Regions from separate parts of the Homo sapiens genome. Here all the other regions are linked to region 3. The links are chromatin contacts, found by Hi-C or POLR2A ChIA-PET in ENCODE. All regions are on one chromosome and are shown on one strand. The core of a region is the stretch at or near the end of the contact, and the rest is flanking DNA. Distances in the headings are between cores, read along the strand shown.

The links. Hi-C counts contacts between places; a loop is a spot of excess contacts on that map. ChIA-PET counts read pairs that join two places held with the same protein, here RNA polymerase II (POLR2A). Pooled maps may share reads with other maps.
Region 1: a map with no recorded cell type shows a loop between it and region 3 (2.0-fold over the local background). The contact joins the enhancer-like site here to the promoter of CNR2 in region 3. A Hi-C loop is called at or near these places in 2 of 37 single-sample maps with no recorded cell type and 2 of 50 pooled maps. POLR2A ChIA-PET finds 5 or more read pairs at or near these places in 1 of 52 experiments (OCI-LY7).
Region 2: a map with no recorded cell type shows a loop between it and region 3 (10-fold over the local background). The contact joins the enhancer-like site here to the promoter of CNR2 in region 3. A Hi-C loop is called at or near these places in 2 of 37 single-sample maps with no recorded cell type and 2 of 50 pooled maps. POLR2A ChIA-PET finds 5 or more read pairs at or near these places in 3 of 52 experiments (GM12878, OCI-LY7 and activated CD4-positive, alpha-beta T cell).
Region 4: a pooled map shows a loop between it and region 3 (4-fold over the local background). The contact joins the enhancer-like site here to the promoter of CNR2 in region 3. A Hi-C loop is called at or near these places in 1 of 37 single-sample maps with no recorded cell type and 2 of 50 pooled maps. POLR2A ChIA-PET finds 5 or more read pairs at or near these places in 2 of 52 experiments (GM12878 and OCI-LY7).

The regions. Positions count from the first base shown.
Region 1 is chr1:23,591,475-23,594,493 of GRCh38, forward strand. No RefSeq gene overlaps it. Among named protein-coding and RNA genes, the nearest start is that of ID3, 33 kb to the left of the region's middle. RefSeq lists enhancers at 770-1,969, 1,223-1,502, 1,226-1,997, 1,998-2,768. Within about 2 kb of position 1,582, at least 12 of the 41 ENCODE cell types and tissues checked have a DNase peak (open chromatin) inside an H3K27ac peak, as active enhancers do; they include OCI-LY7, where a contact is called at or near this core.
Region 2 is chr1:23,572,391-23,575,654 of GRCh38, forward strand. It overlaps LOC124903876 (a long non-coding RNA gene), which reads left to right. Exons shown (of 3, transcript XR_007065537.1): 3 at 357-1,310. Among named protein-coding and RNA genes, the nearest start is that of ID3, 15 kb to the left of the region's middle. RefSeq lists an enhancer at 2,367-2,456. Within about 2 kb of position 1,964, at least 5 of the 41 ENCODE cell types and tissues checked have a DNase peak (open chromatin) inside an H3K27ac peak, as active enhancers do; they include GM12878 and OCI-LY7, where a contact is called at or near this core.
Region 3 is chr1:23,912,110-23,915,022 of GRCh38, forward strand. It overlaps CNR2 (cannabinoid receptor 2), which reads right to left and starts at 1,253. Exons shown (of 2, transcript NM_001841.3): 1 at 1,137-1,253. RefSeq lists enhancers at 122-291, 1,065-1,579.
Region 4 is chr1:23,617,863-23,621,129 of GRCh38, forward strand. No RefSeq gene overlaps it. Among named protein-coding and RNA genes, the nearest start is that of MDS2, 7.8 kb to the right of the region's middle. RefSeq lists enhancers at 1,150-1,650, 1,651-2,151 and a silencer at 1,657-1,926. Within about 2 kb of position 1,734, at least 9 of the 41 ENCODE cell types and tissues checked have a DNase peak (open chromatin) inside an H3K27ac peak, as active enhancers do; they include OCI-LY7, where a contact is called at or near this core.

The DNA.
Region 1 (3,019 bases), core at 332-2,831, 320 kb before region 3:
CCTCAGCAGATGCTCAGGAGTCTGTGAAGCTAACAGCTGCTAGGGTGGGTTTCTGCAGCCTGGAAGAGCCTGACAGGGCTGCGGCTTTCTGATGGTGGAGGGCTGGTGATGGGCACCAGGAGGGACAGATGTTTGGATATTGAACTGAGCTGTTGACACAGGTTAGAAAAACTCGTCCTCTTTTGGGGGAAGGGCAGGGTGGGGTGAGAAAGAGTTTAAAATAGGTGACCTTTTCAAGCAGATGCGGGAGGAAGGAAGAGCCCGCTGACATCACAGCTGAGAGGCCCAGAGCTCGGTTGTGGCCCAGGGGCCAGCGCTACCAGGGCAGGCCCCCAGCCTGAGTCACTCCCACCTGTAAGTCAGGCGACCAGGCCAAGCCTGGGGGTGGGGGCACTGTTCTGAGAGGCATAGGGCGGGCAGAGAGAGGTGGCAGCTGCTGCCCACCCGGGACCTCCTCCTTTCGTCCCTCAGGCCTCCTCCAGCCATTCACTGTCCTCGGCATTATGGAGGCCTGGGCAAGGCACAGGTCCTCGGTTTCCCCATCTGGAAAGGGGAGTGGAGGGGGAGGAAGGATTTGGGCTCAAAGGTCTCAGAGGATCAAATCCAGGCATCTCTGTTTGTCATAGATGACCTCACCCCAGCTATTGATCTCCACTCCCTTGCACCCACATCTGCCTTGTGTTCCTGTCTCTGGGCCCCCATTCAAGCTCTTCATCCTCCTCTTCCCCCGTTCCCCAATATACTAGTACCTCCTCTCCTAAGCAAACACTTTCCACCCTCCAGGCTTGGGGAGGCTGGGTGCAGGAGAGGAAGGAACATGGGCTTTGGAGCCTGACAGCTGGTTCCAGATCCGGCCTTGTCCCTGACACCTTTCGTCTATTGTCACCCTTTTGACCTCAGTTTTCCTTTCTGTAGAGTGGGTATATCTACCTTCTACATTGTGGTAAAGATTTTTTTTAAAAGCCTGTTGTGAAAGTTTGTTTCCTTTGCCTTTTTTTTTTTTCTAGTTTGTTACTGCTGCTCTGAAGCTTTTCAGCATTTCTTGAAATAATGAATTCCAGTAACACTGATAGCTCTTGGCCGGCCCACCATGAAGCCCTTGATCCCAGCCTGGCTGAGAATAGACTGTTTCACACATCACTAACTCTGCCCCAGCCTCTGGCTCAGAGCTAGTAGCAGGACATGAAGGTTTACTGAACACCAAACAGATGGTGAGTGCCCTGCTAAGAACTTCACATACATCTGCCCCCTCCATCCTCCTCACTGTGAGGAAGTGTCATCGTCCCCACCAGAAAAACAAGGACTGGGAGGTGTCCTGACTTGCCCAGGCAGAGACTGGTGAGTGATGAGGCTGGAAAAGTGACAGGGCCCAGTTCTTGAAGGGCTCTGAATATATTTTATCTTTTTAATCATTTTATTATTTTTATAGAGATGGGGGCCTCACTATGTTATCTAGGCTGGTATCCAACTCCTGGCCTCAAGTGATGCTCCCACCTCAGTCTCCCAGAGTGCTGAAATTACAGGCATGAGCCACCATGCCCAGCTGAATACACTACCTTAAGGGCAGTGGAGAGGTTTTAGACAGGGAGGCAACATGATCAGACTTGGGCTGAAGGCTGGGTGGGGTTGAGATAGGTAGGGAGGAAAGAGAAGGGTAATAGTTTGATTTCTGCTTCCCAGAGTTGTAAGAAGGGTGAGCTTGCCTTGTCAAAGAGGGAAGGTGATTGGGCAGGGCAGATGGGAACACAGCTAACACCTGTGAACTGGAATGAGCCATGTGAGCTGGGATTGGGTGAGAAGCTTGGGATGGGCGCACGTTGCCTAATACATGGCCTTAGGCAAGTTATTTGGCTTCTCTGAATCTCAAGTTTCTCATCTGTAAAATGGGCTTAATCACAGTATAACTTCCTGAGGAGCCGTGAGACTTCAGCAAGATAATTAAGACATGCAAAGCACTTACTTGGACCAGGGCCTGGCATAGAACAAGTGCTCAAGAACCACCAAGCACTGTGAAAAGCGAGACATCATCGTGATTTTTATTGTAATCCTCATGGCTCTTGGGATAGCCTTTCCAGTCGGCTGGGGGCTTCAACTCCCAGGAGCATTCCCAAGCCCAGCAGTTTCAGGTGGGCTCTGTTAGCTGATGTTTCCCTGCTTCCTGGCAGGGAGGGTGGGAATGGCAGCCAAGAGTGCAGGTGTCACGTCCCCTCCCTCCCCATCTATTTCCAGCGTAGCTGCCTGAGGCCACTGCCAGGTGTGGGTGGTGAGTCAGAGCCAGGCTGAGAGGACAAGGCAGCCCCGGGGGCCTGAAGCTGTCTCAGCCTCCCTCCCTCGGCCTTTCCCATGGGCATTTTGAAGGGGGAAGGCTGGGCCAGTGCCCAAGGGTCCTCCATCAGTGTCACATAGAGGACACAGGGTAGAGACCCAAGGTCCCCCAATCTACCTCTTTGCTGGCTGGAGGTGGGGGCAGAGGCCATGTTCTATTCATCTCTACCTCCAAGAATATCTAAGACAGGGCTTGGCACATAATAGGGATGCAAGAAATGCACGTTGACTGAATGAAGCAATGTTTGTTCAGGACTTTAGAGGAGCAGGATTTGTTCATGAGAACAGACTATGAGCTCTGCAGACAGACAGACAGACAGAGAGATAGACAGGGTTTATATGACCCCGGATAGGGGAATTTGCCTCTCTGAGCCTCAGTTTGCTCATCAGTGAAATGGGGATAACAATGTGTACTTTATATTAAGGACTGTTGTGAGGTGTAAGTGGGGCAACCTCAGGAAACTGTCTACTGTGCCTGAGACTATATCTATAATAACATTGATCACATTTTGTTGCAAGTATGTATTGCCATATTTGCCCCTCTCTGGATGGTGAGCTCCCCTTGGGTCAGGACAATAGTAAGTAGAGGCTTCTGAGACAGGAAGGTATGAACTTGAATCCTGGACCTATTTTTACTTTACTGTGTGACCTTGGACAAATCACACACCCTCTCTGAGCCTCAGTTTATTTATGA
Region 2 (3,264 bases), core at 714-3,213, 340 kb before region 3:
GCTGGAGTGCAGTGGTGCAATCTCGGCTCACTGCAAGCTCCGCCTCCTGGGTTCACACCATTCTCCTGCCTCAGCCTCCTGAATAGCTGGGATTACAGGCGCCCACCACCATACCCAGCTAATTTTTTTGTATTTTTAGTAGAGACGGGGTTTCACCATGTTAGCTAGGATGGTCTCGATTTCCTGACCTCGTGATCTGCCTGCCTGGTCCTCCCAAAGTGCTGTGATTATAGGATTATAGACCACTGCGCCCGGCCCAATTTTTTTGTACTTATTTGTAGAGACAGGGTCTCTCTATGCTGCCCAGGCTTCCAAACAACTTTTGTGACAGATACTATTATCATCCCATTTCACAGTTGCGGAAGCATCAGAAAGGTGAAGCCACCCGCCTAAGACCGAAGAGCTAGAAGCAAAAGAGCCAAATTTCAAAACTGCAAAGTGTTCCTGACCTCTGGGCTGTCCTGCTTCCTGGAAATTGCTTGGGCAGTGCGCTCCATCTTCCTGGGGCATTTAACCCACAAGTTTGCTAGCAGCCATGTTTTCAAGCTGCAACAACTACTTCTTGGATGGTGAGAATTGGGAGAGATGGCAGAAGGCCTGGGGAAGAGTGGGGATGCTGGGAAAGCCTCCTGGTGAGAAAGCTCAGGCCACAGCTGGGCCAGGGACATCCACAGCAGTCTCCAGGCTCTGACACCCCCTCCCCAACCCTGACTCCCTCCCAGGGGAGAGAATAACTTGGCTCCAAAGCTGAGGCCAGAATATAAGCCAGAGACCTGCTGACCTGACCCCCCCACCCTGGAATCTACTGAATCTGGGGCCAGGAGCAAGGAAGGGCTGACCCCAAACTGAACAAATCAAAAAGCCAAGTTCCCCTCTGAGCCCTGCAATTTTTTTTTCTTTTGGACCAAATAAGGAAGGAGCACCTGTTACTTTATAATCATACTGTAGGACAGCCTCGAGTTGAAAGCCATGGGATCTGGAGTCTTGAAAACGCGGTTCAAGCTCCTATCTTTTCTATTTCCAAACTCAGTGTCCTAGAGCAACTCACTCACTTTCCCCAAGCTTCAGTTTTTCTATCTATGAAATAGACAATGATACTCCTGTTAAGAGGGCGCTTGTAAGGATTTGGGGGACCAGAGGTTAAATTCGCTTCATTTTAGTTCACCTACGTTACTTATGTTTTGTTACATGTCTTAAGTTATGGTTTTAATAATCCCCCCACTCAAAAATAAACAAGATTAAAAGAATAATGAAAATAGTTAATAATAAGTGTCAACATTTATGGGCACTGATTTTGTGCTGTTTCAAGTGCTTTATACACATTAACTCATTTATCTTCATAAAAAGCCTATGAAGCCATTATACAGATGAGGAAACAGGCTCAGAGAGGCTAAGCATGTTGTTCAAGGTCACACAGCATGGAAGAGGCAAGCCGACTGACTCCAGAGCCTTAGCTTTGTGCCAGTCAGAATGGAAAAGAACTCCAAAAGACACCAACCTGGTTTATTCAAGTGCTGGCATGTAAGGATAAGGAAAAGCAGCCATCAGTTTGAATGACAGGCGATGGGTCCGGAGTAATTAGCCAAATGTATGAAGATTTCACCATTTCTAAACCATCCTGTTATATGACCACACATACCATCTTCATGGAAGTGCAGTAGCATCACCATGACAACTACTTTTGTGTTTTTACCTCTAATGTAATCGATTGTATTTTAAAATATTTTTAAATGAATAAAAGCTTTTGAATTTAATGTTTTAAGTAGGTAATACTTTCACCTGGTTAAAAACTCAAAAAGCTCGAGAGGCATAAAGTGAAAGGCCTCCTTCTCACCCCGGCCCCTGCCATCCTCTTCTCACAGTCAGCCAATGTTGCTAGTTTTGTGGGGAGGGGAAGAACTGATACTTTTTGAAAGTAGAAAGAGTGTGCTTGATTTGTTCTGAGGTCACAAGCCATAAAGCCCACCTTACTCTGGTTGATTTCTTCAGGTCGGCCTCAGCCTGATTTCCTGTACCCTTTGAGGCACTGCTGCTTCCTGCAGGTGATGGTTAGTCCCTTAGGGAGATGGTCAGTCCCTTCTCCCTCTGAACTTTCCCCTGAGGCACCCCCTTCAGTACCCGCTATGCTCCTGACCACATTCTCTCTGGCCTCTAGGCCTGACTGGTTCTCCATCCCCCAGAACCTGCAGAGCCTGTAAATGCCAGAGAAATCTCATCATCTCACACAGCTGATGTGGTAGAGGTGGACCCAGAGGTCACACCTGGGTGGCTTCAGGCTATATCTAGCCTATGAGATTTTTTGTTCTTTTTTGGTCTGCACAGTGATGTCAGAATTGGAAATCTTCACCTGAAAGTCCAATTTTCTGATTTCACTTGAAATATTGGCAGACTCAGCCACACTGAACCCATACTGATGCATGATGATGACAGCTGGAGCTGAGCAGCAGTTGCTCCCTTGAGAAGGAGCACAAGCTCTCTGGGTTGTATGGTCCCCGCCACTCTGGGTTGGTTAACATGGTAGGCAGGATCATAGTCACCTCCAAAGATGTCTGTGTCCTAATCCCTATAATTTGTGAATGTACTGTTACACGGCAAGTGGGAATTAAGTTTGCAGATGGAATGAAGGTTGCTATGCAGGATTATCTAGGTGGGTCCAATGGAATCAGAAGGGTCCTTAAAAGTGGGAGAGGGCAGCAGAAAAGAGTCAGAGAAAGAGAGGCAACCACGAAAACAGGGTCAGAGAGATGCCATGTTGCTGGCTTTGAAAATGAAGGAAGGGGTCACAACCCAAGGAATGTTGGCAGCCTCCAGAAGCTGGAAAAGGCAAGGAAATCAATTATCTTCCAGATTCTCCGAAAGGGAAGTCCCTGCAAACACCCTGATTTTAGCCCAGTGAGATCAGGTTGGTTTGAGAGCATAAACTTAAGTTGTTTTAAGTGACTAAGTTTGTAGTCATTTTGTTATAGCAGCAATAGAGAAGTAATACAGTTAATATGGGCCCTTGTAGGTCTCCAGGGATGGGGGAGTGGGGCACAGCTGTGAGAGCTGTTGTAAGTGTGCAAGACTCATAGCTTAAAGAGCTCGGTAAATGGCCATGAATGTTCTAATGAATAGGCGTAGCAGGCGGGTTCTGGGCAGAGTAGAGATATGGGTGACCCTTGCTTTGGTTTTTTCTCCCTCCACTCTTGTGACACCCTCTGCCCAGTTTCCTTCACAGCCCTGGGGCTTGCTGAGAGAGCCGGGCTGATATGTCAGGCCTTCAGC
Region 3 (2,913 bases), core at 3-2,502:
TGAGTGACCTTCTCAGGCCCATGTTTCTCAGAAGAGGAAGCTGAGCAGGAAAGAAATGGAGTGATTTGCATTAGGCCATCGAGCTACCAGTGGCAGAGCTGGGATTCAGACCTGGACGCTGACCCCAGGGCACACTGGAAAATACTGCTCTTCCCTCCGCTGAGTGGAACTTACACCAAAGCAGACCCCTGGCCTCCTGAGTCCAGTGTGCCCCTAACACTACCTTGTGGTCTCCCCATCTATAAAATGAGAGCGCAGGACTCACCTGGTCATCTCAAAGGCCTCTGCCAGCCCCTGTCATTTCCTGGCCCCCATCTACTGTTGCAGTCCACACCTCGTAAGGCAGGATAGCCTGGTGGCTGAAGGGTGGGCCGCGAAGCCGGAGTGCCTAGGCTCAAGCCAATGCTCTCATTCAATGCCCGCATGATTTCAGGTGGGTCACCTAGCCCCCACCTATCAAGTGGACAACAGTGATAGCTCCTACTGCATACGGCTGTTGTGAGGATTAAATAAATCCAACCACTAAAGGCTCTTAGGGCAGCGCCTGGCACACAGTAAGGCCATCTCTGTGTGTGTGATTCTTGTCTCTGTAATGAAATGAAAGCCAAAGTCCTGATTCTTGGTCCTAGGAGGGGGATGCCAGCCCTGAACTTTCCTGCGACTGGTCCTCCACAACCCCAGGTGTCCTGAAATGACATCTATCCCCTGCCCCAGACAGGCCCACCTGGCTTCTTGTGTCCCTGGAGGGAAGGGATAAGGTAAGAATACAGGTTTTGGCCAGGTGCAGTGGCTCATGCCTGTAATCCCAGCACTTTGGGAGGCCAAGGTGGGCAGATCACCTGAAGTCGGGAGTTCGAGACCAGCCTGGCCAACATGGTGAAACCCTGTCTCTACTAAAAATACAAAAATTAGCCAGACGCAGTAGTGCACACCTGTAATCCCAACTACACGGGAGGCTGAGGCAGGAGAATCGCTTGAACCTGTGAGGCTGCACTGAGCCGAGATTGTGCCACTGTACTTTAGCCTGGTCAACAGAGCAAAACTCCGTCTCAAAAACAAACAAACAAACAAAAAAGAATACAGGTGTTGGGGAATGAGGAAGAAGCCTAAAATAAACAACAAAAAAAGCTACTCACGGTTGTGTTGTGGGTGGCTGGGCACTGGGAGCTGCCGGGGGCTGAGGAGTCCCAGTTGTTTTCTGTCCTCTCCCAGGACCTGGCCGTGGGTGCCACTCAGAGCACCTGTTGAGTGCCACCCCAAGCCAGCTTTCTCTTGCTTTTGTACTTTCTCACAGATGAGTGAGTGTGAGGAGGTCTGGCCTTCCGTGCCTGTTACCACTTCCCCTCCAGGTCCCTGGTGCCACAATGCTCTTGCCCCTGCGGTTGAGTTATCTCTTACAACGAACTCTGGCCAGGGTGGGGCATGGGCCTAGACCCTGGAGTCAAGGGACTTGGGTTCTAATACAGCCTCGTTAAAATGTTGATTCACTTAACTTCCCCAAAGGCAAGTTTCTTTATCTGTAAAATGGGGATAATGCACCAACATTACAGTAGATCACCTAAAAGGACATGCCATTCCAATGCCTCTTCACCACTAGGCCAGAGCTTTGAAATGCAAATGCCTACAGGCAGATTAACATAATGGGTGATGGATCCTGGTGTGGGGCAATAGGGAGTGGTAGGGACTGTGGGTAATAGGGGGAACACAGGACCCAAGTGGAAAAGCTTGGCTGGAGCTGAGAGGTACCTGACCCTCTCTACTGGCCCAGCTGAGAGGTATCTGCCCCACACCCCAGACCCTGATCTGGGCCAGTAGAGAGGGGCAGGTACCTCTTAGTTCCAGCCAAGCTTTTCTGCTTGGGAGTATAGGCAAATTGTCAGATATTCCAAGCATTTGGAAGTTGTGCTGTATTTTTCAAGAGATACCAGAAATCTTGACTTATGTGATAGCTTCCTGTGTGTGTGTGTGTGTGTGTGTTTTGTTTTTTGTTTGTTTGTTTTTGTTTTGAGACCAAGTCTCGCTCTATTGCCCAGGCTGGAGTGCAATGGCGCAATCTCGGTTCACTGCAACCTCTGCCTCCTGGGTTCAAGCAACTCTCCTGCCTCAGCCTCCTGAGTAGCTGGGACTACAGGTGCACACAACCACCTCCAGCTAATTTGTAGTTTTAGTAGAGACAGGGTTTTGCCATGTTGACCATGCTGGTCTTGAACTCCTGACCTCAAGTGATCCACCCACCTTGGCCTCCTAAAGTGCTAGGATTACAGGGTGAGTCACCACGCCCAGCCACTTCCTGTTTATTTTATTTTACTTTATTTTATTTTATTTTAATTTTTTGAGGCAGGGTCTCGCTCTGTTGCCCAGGCTGGAGTACAGCGGCACGATCATAGTTCACTGCAGCCTCAAATTCCTGGGTTCCAGTGATCCTCCCATCTCAGCCTTCCAGGTAGCCGGCAGAACAGGCATGTGCCACCACACCTGGCTATTTTTTTTTTTTAATTTTTTTGTATAGATGGGGGTCTCACTATGTTGCCTAGCTTGGTTTTGAACTCCTGGGCTCAAGCAAATCCTCCCGCCTCAGTCTCCAAAAGTGTTGGGATTACAGGCATGAGCCACCATGCTCAGCCAGTTGCCAATTTTAGAATGTAAAGCCCAAAGTCACACCTTTAAAAAATGCTATGTGAGTCAAACTAAACATTATCTTCAGTTTATATTTATTAGGGAGTATGTCCCTAATGTCCAGTCCTGGGCTGGATGTACTCAGGTATGGTATCTGATATAGTTCCAAGTGTCCTCACACCCACTCTCAGATAAAATATTTAATGAGACGCCATTATATTCTAAGGATACAGAGATGATTATGGCAAAGTTTTTGCCCTTGTAAACTCATGGCCTATGATTATCTCATCAGATCCT
Region 4 (3,267 bases), core at 484-2,983, 290 kb before region 3:
ACACGTACCCCCACACCTGGCTAATTTTTGTATTTTTAGTAGAGACGGGGTTTCACTATGTTGGCTAGGCTGGTCTTGAATTCCTGACCTCAAGTGATCCACCTGCCTTGGCCTCCCAAGGTGCTGGGATTACAAGTGTGAGCCACCATGCCCAGCCTACCACAGAGATCTTTCTAGAACCCACAACTGACCATGTCACTCCTGCTGCAAACCCTGCGTGGCTCCCTGTCAACCTCAGGATAAAGTCTGAGCTTCCTAGGGTGGTAACTGGAGGCCATTCCCAATTCGACTTCATCTTTTTTTTTTTTTAAATTTTTTTTTTGAGACAGAGTCTCACTCTGTCACCCAGGCTGGAGTGCAGTGGTGTGATCTTGGCTCACTGCAAATTCTGCCTCTGGGGTTCAAGTGATTCTTCTGCCTCAGCCTCCCAAGTAGCTGGGATTACAGGCGTGCACCACCATGCCCGGCTCCAATTTGACTTTATCTTGAATCCATTTCCTCTCCCCATCCTGCATTTCAGTCACGTTTCACGCCCTTTTCCTGAGCACACTACCCCCTTTCTTGTCTCTGGACTTTTCTGCTGGAATCCGTCTCTGTCCAGCACGTGCCTTGCCCCTCTCCCCACCTGAGCTACAACCATTTTTCAGAGAGTCCCGTCAAGGCTGACTCCTCTGGGAAGTACCCCCTGTACCAGCCTGATCCCCCTTGCCCAGAGAGTCGGCTTCCCCCCTCTTCTGTGCTCCCATCACACCTGGGCCTTTGCGTCGTGGGCTAACTGGGACATGAGCCCCCAAGGGCAGGACCCAGCCTGACCTTCCTCTCCACCCTTGGGCCATCGCTGCACACTGCAGTGAGCTCCATGGGTAAAGGGGAATGCCATCCGGCCCTTCTCACAGGGATCCTCCTGGCTCATCTCATTTGGTTCTTGACTCATCCTTGACTCTTTAGGGCAAAGAGGCACCTGGAAGAAATAATTACAGTCTTTGCATGTGGGTAGTACTTCGCAGTTTACCAGGTGTTTCTGAGTTTCTCATTGGTCTTTATATGTCTGTGGGTTTCAGGGAAGTTGTTGTCAACCCCATTTTACAGATGGAAAGCTTGGTTCAGAGAGTTAGGGATGGAGCCAATCCCCAGTCTTGGGCAAGCCCCTGACCCTGAAAATCCTTTTGTGATCCAAGCCCCCCATTTCCTAAACGTGTGCTGAGAACCAGGGAAAACCGGGGTATCCAAGTAAGAAGAGGGAATGCAGATTCTGGCCTGGGCTAACAGCAACAGTAATAATGACCCCACGGCAGCCACTGCCCTTGTCCTGCTCTGCGTTCCATCCACGTCACGAGCATCATCTGCTTATGAGGAAGGGTTACTCATTCCCATGTTACAGATAAGGAAACCGAGGCCCAGCAAAGCTAAGAGACTTGCCTTTCTTGGCCAGTTTCCTTCCGATGCCTTGGTGATCGCTACAGCCCTTTACAGTTTGTAACTTTAGCACCCCTTTCCTGATCTCTCCAGTCTAGCACTGGTAGGTGGACGTGCTCCCATTTGACAGAAGCAGCAACTGAGGTTCAGAAGTCAAGGGTGGAGCTGGGAGACGGCTCTCAGCCTTCCGATCATGGGAGCGCGCCCAGAGCCTGGTGGCGCAGCTCTGGCGGGGAGGCGGGGAGCAAGCGATAGGGCCGCGAGTGGGAGTCCGCGTCTCCTCCCCGCCAGCCGCCGCCGCCGCCGCCGCCGCCACAGCAGAGCCTGGCTTCCCCGCAGCAAGCGCGGCAGGTGCGCAGCCGGTGGCGGCGTCGGCGCGGCGGGTGCGCCCGCGTGGGCGTGGGCGAGGGACCTGGGCGGGCGGGGCCCCACGCCCATCCTCCCTCCCCCCTGCCCTCTCTCCCGTGGCTGGCGGCAGGTGAGTGGGTGTCGAGGAACCGCCAGGCAGCGGAGAAAACAGGACGCCGCAGAAATCAGATTACTCACCTGCAGCTGCTACTACCCAGGGCTAATAAAAGCAGAGCTTCCTGTTGTTTCTTTATTACCGCCCTCTGCCTCCCTCCGCCCCAATCCGCTCCCAGCTGCAGCCAGAGCCCTAACTGATCGCCAGAAACCGGTTGCTTGGGGTCCAGACCAATCCAGTGCCTGAAATACCCTCTGTGCCGCACAGGGTTGGGTTAATGCTTCCTCAAGGGTGGACTTCGGTCACCTGCATGGGAACCACCTGGGGTGCTGGTTAACAACACACATCTCCAAATACGGCTTCACACCTGCTCGATCAATTCCTGCAGTTTGGGGCCCAAGAGCAGAATTCATAGGAATCTCAGGTGATTTGTAGGCAGGCTGAAGTTTGAGAACCACCGAGTCTGGATGTTGTAGGTTCAGATGATGTGGGTTTCCTGTTCTCAAATGCGACCCACAAGTTAGGGATGAAACCTATCCCCAGTCTTGGGCACGTGGGGCAGAGCCTCAGTCTGCTTATTTGTAAAATGGGGGTGAAAATAATACAGACCTCTCAGGACTGACTGAAACAAGGCTCAAATGGAGAATACACTTATCGTGATTCCTAGCGATTGCTCCTGGAGTGTATAGACCAACCAGGACTAGGCACGGAGTACCATCCATGGAGTGTGAGGGGCAGGATGAAGAAGCAGGCAGAATGGACCTCGGCTGGGAAGGGGCCATGATTCACCCTGGGTGCACTGAGAAAGACTTTTCACCGTTGAGCTTCTCCAGAGTCCAGTCCCCCTCACACCAGGAAAATGTTCCTGCCCAGGGCATGGACAACCCTGATGGCTAGATCCAGTGACCTCTTCTCAGCCCTTCTGTGACACCTGACTCTGGAGTGGACCTCACCTTTCTCCTCCAAGCTGTCACCTCCCTCAACTTCAGGGCAAGTTTGGATCCCCTTCTTCGTCTTCCTCCTATCTAGCTAGCAGCTCCCTTGCAGGCCCCCGCAGCCCTTCCTCCTCCTGCCTCCGCAGTCATGGGCACCTCGGCCTACTGCGCAGCCTCTACATCCTCCCAGGACAACTCACCCACTCCCAGTTACCTTCTTTAAGCTGAGCTCTGCCCTTCCTGAGTCCCTGATTCATAAACACAGCACCTCCTAGACATCTCTGCTTGGCAACTCCCCTGCATCCAACTCAACTTGACCAGCTCCAAACTCATCATCTCACTCTCCCCTGCCACCTGCCTCTTCTGGTTTCTCTGTCTCAGGGCAACACACCTGGATATTGTCCCAGGTGAGGTCTGCTCCTCAGCTCCTCATCCAGCTTTCCAATCCAATCC